Regions from separate parts of the Homo sapiens genome. Here region 1 is linked to region 2. A link is a loop called in an ENCODE intact Hi-C map of the cell type or tissue named here. Cell type or tissue: Caco-2. All regions are shown on one strand.

Evidence for each region. Peaks named below come from ENCODE experiments on the same cell type or tissue, not always from the same donor. Only the 100,000 strongest peaks of a DNase experiment are listed, where the experiment ranks them.
Region 1: a loop joins it to region 2, with 10 times the contacts of the local background. A loop is called at or near these places in 1 of 110 quality-filtered maps.

Annotation. Positions count from the first base shown.
Region 1 is chr15:85,561,272-85,566,271 of GRCh38, reverse strand. The region is part of intron 5 of AKAP13 (A-kinase anchoring protein 13); the gene reads right to left. Among named protein-coding and RNA genes, the nearest start is that of AKAP13, 180 kb to the right of the region's middle. In Caco-2, no CTCF peak of the experiment used is centred here; DNase peaks (open chromatin) are centred at 2,661 and 3,301.
Region 2 is chr15:85,441,063-85,446,062 of GRCh38, reverse strand. The region is part of intron 1 of AKAP13 (A-kinase anchoring protein 13); the gene reads right to left. Among named protein-coding and RNA genes, the nearest start is that of AKAP13, 63 kb to the right of the region's middle. In Caco-2, no CTCF peak of the experiment used is centred here; a DNase peak (open chromatin) is centred at 2,092.

The DNA of each region.
Region 1 (5,000 bases), 120 kb before region 2:
CATCATCTTATGTACCACTAAGGCAAAAAACTGTTGCAAATTAAATTATGATAAAATGGTATAACAGCATTGATCAAAATGTACCTGATTTGAGATGAACATTTGAAGACACTGTAATAGAGTATAAATAAAGTGAATTGTCTCTCTGTAGCACTGGTAGTGATAGTACAAATAGTTCACATGAACCATTAGTTCCAACATCATCTGCTTCACAGTATGCTCTAACTTAATGTTACCATGCACCAATGTTACCATGCACCTATGTTCCCAAAGTATGCAACCAATGGACAGCAAACACCTGTGAATAAAGCAGCTCAGAGGCTTTATACAGAGCTGCAAGGAACCTGAGAGACCATGGCTTGGTACAATTTCACAAATACAACTAAGACACTAGTTTTCAAACTTCTAAGTAGCTGCATGTTTTCAGATAAAATCATATGCAGAAATAGAGTGGCTATGTGTGACAGGACCAGTAGAGGGAAGGAAAGGCAAGGCCCTGCTCTCTCTCTGTCCACTCTCCTTCTTAGGTGAACTATGAGGCCCATACCTAGAATCCTAGGTGTATCTGAATGCTCTACAATTCTAGCACAGAATTTCTTTATGTACTACTACCACATTTCCATTTTAAATCCATCTTCCACATTCAGTCTCCTTTAGACTTGTAAAATAACTACTCAGCATTCTCTTGACTGGAAGCCCTTCCTACATCTACAGTTGGTAATTAAGTTGTCCGTCAGCCTTGTGTTTCTGCCATAAAGAGGACTATGGCTGGGTATCTAAAATTTACCTTGAAAAATGTGAACAAAGATTATATTGTAACCAAATCAGGCCTTGCAGGACAGGAAAGCATAACCAAATGCACTAGAAATTCTGGTTGTTTCAGTTGGTGAATTAAGAGGCACCATAGCCTCAGCTGACACTTTAAAAAACCAGACAAAAAACAAGTGAAAGAAAGATCTGTAGATGAACGAATATAAATACTGCAGGAAGGTCCATAGAGATTTCTACTGCCTTCTGATTTTTTTTTTTAATTCCAATGAGGAAACTATCACCCTGAATAAACGAAATGGTACTTTACCACCAATTGTGGCAATGATGCAGTACAGGCATTGTTTCATTACTACTACATCAGACAGTGTTAAAGTCTCTTAGATTTTCACATTCAACCCGATTTCAAAACAGACTTTAAGATATGAAAAGCTGACAATATGATTACCTTGAAATTTTCAATCTTCCTGTCATGAGGTAATTAATATTGTTTTTAAACATCCTTTGGGAGCCCTGAATTGTATCTAGTTTCCAGCACACTTCCAGGAGCAGTCTCTCTTGTGAGCTCAGCAAGACTTGCTGAACTGCACTATAACAATCTTACTCATCTGGAAGCCCCATTGAGAACCAGGACCGTGTATCTCCTGACCTGCTGATCTCCACCACTCAGCACAATCTCTTGACATACACAGTTACTCAAGTATTTGTTGGGATTTCACTCCAGGGCAGAAGAGTACAAATATTCTTCTCTTTTACTCACAACGTTTAAGATGGTTTGAGATCATCACTCTCTGAAGAGACAGATAATCTAAGGAAGTAATTCTAATACAACCCAATGTAGTGGCAGTAATGGCTCAAAAGGCACAGGTGGCAAAGGAGACTAAACATGACAACTAAATCCAGTGTGTGATCCAGATCAGGAGGAAAAATACTTAAAAGAACACTATTAAGCAGATGGTGAAAAGTAGAATATAAACTACTATATATTAGATTATTGTATTAATGATAAATTACTAATTTTGATAAATGCACTGTTACTGTATTGACTGTCCTTGTTCTTAGGAAATATATGCTGAAATATTTAGGAACAGAAGGTCATGATTCTGCAACTTACTCTCAAAGACTTCAGTAAAATTCTATATATGTATATGTATACACACACAGATAAAGCAAATGTAACCAATGTTAAGAATCGGAGAATTTGGATGAAGGATATATAGGAGTTCATTGCACGTTTCTTGCATCTTTTCTGAGTTCAAAATTTTTCAAAATACAAAGTTAAATGTAAAACATTTTAATAAAGGCAGAGGTGAAAATTGCTTCATTCTTCTGTTATTATTACTTACTAAAGGTAGGGAAGAAACTAGTATTATTTGAGTATCTACTTAAACAGATACTGACAGAAAATTTTAAGTACACTAATTTAATCCTCTTATCAGTCCTTCAAAGTGGTAGTATTCCGGTTTCAGAGATGAGGAAATTGAGAACAGAAATATTAACATATTTGTTCAAGGTATACCACATACATTAGCAGTTTGATAAACCTCAGTTCAAAATCAAACTTTACCACTTACAAGAAGTGAGAACTTGAGCTAGATACTTAACCTCTTTGAGCATGCATCTTGACCTATAAAAAATGTAACAGTCCTTTTAAAAGGTTGCTGTGAAAAAGCAAAGAAAGTTGTTGTGGAAATTAATGAGGATAGTAAATAAATTATTTAATAATGCCTGGCACACAGTAGGCAGTCAATAAATATTAGCACCCTCTTACTTAGCACATTGCTAACAAGTAATAGATTTGAATCCAGGTTGGGCTGCTCCCAAAGCCTGTGCTCTCCCCCTTATATAATGCTGCACTACTTTAAGTGGAAAGGGCTGGCTTTTGTAGGAACAGTTCATGCGGTGCCCACAGCAGGAAGTATTCAGGGTAATTTGAATGCAACAAGGAGCAAAGAGGTCTTTAAGAGAAAAATTTTTTTATGAGTCAAAGGAATGTTCCTTCCAAGTAGAACATTTCTCAACACACATTCTCTGATAAAAAGTTCCAAAGTCCACCATCTGCTACATTGATCAACAGAATAGTGAGCGTTGAAGAGACTGACAAAATGTTGGACAAACTGCCTAGCCCAAATTCTCATTCTCCGTCTTTAAAAAAAAAAAAAAAAAAAAAAAAACAAGCACATTCTACTCAAATGAAGGACAATATTGATTCCGACAGGCTGGAAAATGGCATGCCCACATTGCTCACCATATTGTTCACAAAATTGACACCAACCTACCTTTTCCTACGAGGAAAAAAATACCAATTCACTACAAATTCATCTAATTATGTTCAACTGAGACTTCCCTAGAGGCTAAATCATAGTGTGGTATGGGAAAAGTACAGGTGCTAAAGTCTGAGTAGAATCCCATTTATACCATGGTCTGATCTAAGACAAATTATTTCGCTTCTATGAGCCAGAGTTTTTTATCTGTTTAAAGAAAAGTGGGGGCCAGGTGCAGTGGCTCACACGTGTAATCCCAGCACCTTGGGAGACCGAAGCAGGTGGATCACCTGAGGTCAGGAGTTTGAGACCAGCCTGGCCAATATGGTGAAACCCTATCTCTACTAAAAATACAAAAAAAAAAAAAACAAAAAAAACCTGCTGGGCGTGGTGGCGCATGCCTGTAATCCCAGCTACTCAGGAGGCTGAGGCAGGAGAATCGCTTGAACCCAGGAGGCAGAGGTTGGAGTGAGCCGAGGTCGCGCCATTGCACTCCAGCGTGGGCAACAAGAGGGAAATTCAGTCTCAAAAAAAAAAAAAAAAAAAAAGAAAAGAAAAGAAAAGAAAGAAAAGGAAAGTGGGATAACAGCAGTTTTCTTACAGAGGCTCAAGGATTAAGATATAAGGACAGAGATATATATATATATATATATATATATATATATTTTTTTTTTTGAGGCAGATTCTCACTCTGTCACCCAGGATGGAGTGCAGTGGCACGATCTCAGCTCACTGCAACCACCACCTTCCAGGTACAAGCGATTCTCCCACCTCAGCCTCCCAAGTAGCTGGGATTACAGGCGCTTGCCACCACGCCCAGCTAATTTTTGTATTTTTAGTAGAGACGGGGTTTCGCCATGTTGGCCAGACTGGTCTCAAACTCCTGACCTCAGGTGATCCGCACGCCTCGGCCTCCCAAACTGCTGGGATTACAGGTGTGAGCCACCACGCCCGGCCGAGATATATATTCTTAATATGCATACTACTAGTAAGTACTCATTAAATACTGGTTTCTATTTCCACAACATAACCACTTCCTTTTATTGTTAATATTTATCAACTGCTTAACAATGTATCAGATATTGAACTGTGCATTTGGTACACATCATCTCATTTACTCTCGTAATCATTCTGTGAAGGAGAATATTATTACCGTAATTTGCAGGTCAGGAAACTGAAGTTGTGAGAAATGTAGTAACTTGCCTAACAGCTACTAAGTAATGGAGCCAGCCAGCATTTGGATCAACAATCTAAACCAAAACACAAACCTACCTCTGCTGCCTATTTTGTAGCAGAGAATGCAGACAGACGAAACTAAAAATATAAATAATTTTAAAAATACACATTTTGAGAGACTAGTGTGCAAGTTCTAGATCATTGCGTACTATGGATATGGGTACAGAAGTTAGTAGTCCATGGCGTCTATGGTCATTTTTCTCTTGCTTTTCATCCTGAGGGGCTACTTCACTCCCTTTCTCAATGAGTCCATAACTTCTGGAATACTACATCACTCCAATAGCCAAAGTTGTATTTTTTAGTCCTACCTTACTGTACTGGTTTCAAGATCTCGAAAAAAGTGATTTTCAGCATACTGCCACTGTATTAGTTATAGATGCATCGATATCTAATATACCAACATTCACAAGATTAGTAAAAATTAAAGTTAAATCAATTTTATACTAGACAGACGTATAAATTTATTGATGTGATCAAAGTATTTAGTTGGTTCCTCTTACTGAATCAGATTTAAGCCACCAACCTGATTCAACAAATAAATCAATTTTCAGATGCAATGTTAAGCTCAATCTCACTAAAGTAACCTTTTAACCTTAGCTGCACTTTGAAATTGCCTGGAGAGCTTTTAAAAATCCTTATGTCCAGAGGCTGGGCATGGTGGCTCACGCCTGTAATCCCAGCACTTTGGGAGGCCAAGGCAGGTGGATCACCTGAGGTCAGGAGTTCGAGACC
Region 2 (5,000 bases):
ACCAAGTTGCTCACCAACCATGGCACTTCTACAACTAAATCAAAATAAATAGAAAAAAGTGTATATTTTTAAACAAAGGGGGGGATTTAGAATGTTCCCAACACAAATGTTAAATGCTTGAGGTGATGGATATCCCAATTACCCTGATTTGATCAGTACACATTGTAGATTGTATTAAATATCACATGTACCCCATAAAAATGTACAATTATGTATCCATAGAAATTAAAAATAAAATTACCTTAAGAATTAAAAATAAATAGAAGCATCAAGTACAGTGCCATTACAAGGAGAAAAATATGAATAATTTTTAGCTCTCTCTGTTTGTGCCTTAATTTTTAGCTCTGTTTGTGCCTTAATTAAATACAGACTGATTTTTTTCACAGACAGTTGGCATCTTTCTCTCCAAGTTTGTAAGTAAGTACTATAATAAAGGTAAGTCACAGTGCTATGAAAGTCCAAAGGAAGATGTAATTAAATGACTGCTCATAAGAGCACGCTGTCATATAAACTACTTCCATAATATGACAAGTGGGTAGAAAAATACAATTAAATAACATTTCAGGAAACAAAACATCCTAAATAACTAAATTTCCTGCCTAAATTATTTATGCATCAATGATTACAAAAAATCCTAAGATGTATGGGTTTTCTTTCCTGTCTCAAGAATTAGAACATATCAGTCAGTTTTCTCTGGGCTACCAGTGATACCATCAAAGCCTGTAACTCCCACTGTGAGCTCTCGAAATGCAAATTCAGAGATGAAGCCCCTTTCAGTGGTAAGGTGCCAAGTTGCTGACCATTTTCTTTGGTATTGTAGGGGCCTCAAAACAATGCCCACAAACTGTACTAACTGAATGTTCACAAGAGTTATCCAGCATCTTTTAAACACAGATAAGGACATTCATTCCAAAGAACTGTTTTGATCATAGGTTTTTTTGATCAGATAGTTTCCCAGTACTTATCAGAGATCAGAGGATAAGGGCTTTTTGACTGAATAAGCATATGGAAGGTGAGGGAAAAGAAGGGAACAGTTCATTTAAAGTATTATATACTTTAAGAGAATACAGTAAATGGAAAAGCAACATGCATGACCCCTTTGCAACTTCTTTCCGCCTTAATTCCCTCAGCTAAAAAACAGATTTCAAAACAGCTATGATGATTGTACCATATGAAGAGTTAACTCCTTTTGTGGTAACAGAATACCCAAAGGCAAAGGGGCTAGGAGAGAAAGCCTCCAGGAAGTAAGAGGTCCAAAAAGGAAAGCTTAAGGACACAAAGAACAAAATTAATTCACCAGGAAGGGCTGCTAGAGTCCTGGTGTTGACTTCACTAAATTTTAACTAAATTACAATCCCCTTCCCACAAAAGCCTCTGTGGCCATGTCTTCTGAAAAAGATTAAGACTGATTCTGTAGTCCATCTTAGACATTCTAAAAAGATTACATTGAGTTTTTTGGCATTTCACTTACAGATTTTCTTCCCAATTTTTCTAACATGTGAAAAGGGAAAAGACATCTGTGCAAAGATTTTACTCTAAACAACTGCTTGCTCCCATGTAGATTCGTTCTGCAACCAAGTCAAAGGTTCACTGGCACTAGAATAAGAGATGTGAAAACATTTTACTTTTTATTGCCTTTAGGATTTCATTTCCACACCTCCTCAACTACCTTTTATTGCTCATCCTAGTTCACTAGTCCAAATGTACTAAGGTGAAATCTGGAAGGGGCCACCTTTCATTGTTTTCTATTTTGTCTGTCTGAATAAGCCTGAGGTAGCAGCAACGTGCTCCACTCTAGCCTGAGTTCTAAATGTTGAACCCAAGCATAACACCTGTCAGGAATAAATATAATTCATATAACAAGTAGCTGGCTCGAGTGGAAAGCCCTAAATCACTAAATAAAATAATTTAGCAATTAATAGAGTGGATTAATATAAAGAAGTCTGCTTCAAACTGTCCAAATATCCCACCTCCCTTTGTACTCATTATAGCCCCAAGCCTTAGCCCGAATCACTAGGATAAAAATTCCTGCCAGCAGATGTCAATCAGGGGAAAGGCCCTGAATTCCTGTACAAACATATCAACCACCTTTCTGTTTTCAAAAAGGTTACTATGGCAACAAAATAAACAACAGATTAGAATAAGCTATGCCATTTGATGAAGTGAGCACATCAATGGCAAGTTCTGGCAGTCAAGTAGCCTTGACAGTCATAAATACCTCCTAAATGAAGAAGGAAAAATCAGGCTCCAGAATCACAAATACCCTACACACACACACACACACACACACTTTTTTTTTTTTACATGAAACCAGTGCTTTTTACCCACTGACACAAATGCAAATACAGTCATGTACCACAAAATGACTTTCCAGTCAACCACGAACCGCATATAAGACAGCAGTCGGTCACATAAGATTATAATGCTGTATTTATACTGTACCTTTTCTATGTTTAGATATAGATACTTACCATTGTGTTACAACTGCAAATACTCTGTGCCCATATCGCCAGAAATTTATTTCATGGTTCTACTAACAAAAACAAATAATAATAATAAGGAATGCTGATACACCACAGAAGGATCCTTGCTGAGTAGGTAGTTCATTTTACAGATGAAGAAAGTGAGTGGACTTGCCTGGGAATCCACAGCTAGTAATTAGTTAATACTTAAGAAAGTAAAATTGATGATGAAATCAATCCAATTCAAGAAATGTTCCCTATTAAAACTCTAAGCTCTCTCACTTTATCTTTTTATTCAGCTAATAAACACCAAAGCTAAAACAGGGCCTCAGAGTTGAAAGCACAATACAGAAAGGAGAAGAGAAACAAGTCTTAATTTGAGTAGGACATAAGGGGATCTTGGGACTTCTAAATCTGATAGAAAATAAAAGGAAGACCACAGAAGCCAGAAAACTGTGTTGGGGGGTGGGGGGAGAACTATCTTTCTTAAACCATGAAATAAGACACAGGTTAACAATTTTAACTGAATGATACTTAAGTTTTCCCCAACTTTTCAAACCTACCACATACTAGCTGAGTGACACTGGGCAAATTATTTAACCCAAGCCTAAAAAAAGCAGGGAGTTAGGGAGGATGAAGAGAGGAAACAAATTTTTCATGCTATTTTAATGTAATTTTAATGCTTCACAGAGCTTTCTGGGATACAAGGCCTAGCTCACAATAGATGCTCATCAAATGTGAGTTCCCATCCTTTTCCCTTCTCAAGAGAAATATTTTTTAAAAGGCCTGAATCCTTCAGTAGATCCAAAAATTATTCCAAGAAACTAAGTGGTCCAGAGTCCCTATTTCAATTGCACAAAATTAAAAGTGTTGCTGAGCCAAAATCAGGATGGCAATGATAGGGGAAGAAAGTTTTTTCTTCATACTTGTGGTAATTTCCAAACGTTTCTGTAATAAACATGTTTTAGTTTTATAGTTAGAAACAACTATTTGGAAAAAGAAAATAAAATGTTTTAAGAAGAGTTTCATCATTCTCATGCTAGAAATAAATATATATATAATATATATTATATATAATATAATATATATTATATATAATATAATATATATTATATATATTATATAATATATATTATGTATATTATATATGTATATTTTATATTATATATATATATATTTTTTTTTTTTTTTGAGACAGAATCTTGCTCTATCACCCAGGCTGGAGTGCAGTGGCACGATCTCGGCTCACTGCAACCTCCGCCTCCTGGGTTCAAGCAATTCTCCTGCCTCAGCCTCCTGAGTAGCTGGGATTACAGGCACCTGCCACCATGCCCAGCTAATTTTTGTATTTTTAGTAGAGACGGGGTTTCACCATGCTGGCCAGGCTGGTCTCGAACTCCTGACCTCGTGATCCGCCCACCTCAGCCTCCCAAAGCGCTGGGATTACAGGCATGAGCCACCGCGCCCAGCCTAAAAATATTTTTAACAAATGTTCTGTCCAATAGCTTGTACTATCCTAGGCTTACCCAGCCCTAACTGTGCAAAATAAGATTTCATAATCATCCCTAGGGAGAGGATAACAGAGTCACCTTCTTAACTAAAGCCAAATTGACCAGAACTCTATTCGTTGTTCCCAAAGACTGTGAATATCTTCTTAAAGGGCAGAATAAAGCAAAGTGAACTATGATAGAAAAGCTCCCTACAATAAGGCCAAGACCCAAGACAAACTCCTTTCCTCCCTCTTCTCCCAATTCAGTCAGAAAATGAAGGCGTGTGTTCACAGCATATGTAAGACTATTTACTGCAGTAATACAGTTTAACAGAAAAAAAAAACTTTTAAGAGACTTGTCAATAAATGGCACCAGAACAAGCAAATATCCACATGCAAAAAATGAACTTATACCCTAGCTTACACCATACACAAAAATAAACCCAAATATGGATCACAGATACAAACTTACAAAATAAACTATGAAATATCTACAAGAAAACATAAGAGAAAATCTTTGTGATCTTGGCTAAGGCAAAGATCCCTTAGATATATGACAACAAATGTATGATCCATAAAAGAAAACATGATACACTAGATTTCATCAAAATTAAAAACTTTTCCTCTTCAAAAGACACCATCAAGAAAATTAAAAGACAAGACTCTACGTCAGAGACTAGGAAAAAATATTTACCAATTATATAAACTAATAAAGGGCCTATATCCAGGATATATAAAGAACTCTTATAACTCAATACAAAAACAGTAAATTTTTTTAATAGGCAAAAGGTTTGAACAGACACTTGACCAAAGAAAATAAACAAATGGCAAATATGAACAGTAAAAAAAAGCTTAACATTATTGGTCATTATCAATACACACCCACCAGAACGGCCATTAAAAAAAAGATTAAAAATACCAAGTATTGGCAAAATGTGTGGAAAACTGAAGCCCTCATATATTGCTGGAGGAACTGTAAAATGTATAGCCACTTTGGAAAACAGTGTTACCCAGCAATTCCACTCCTAGGTATCTACATATGTGAAAAC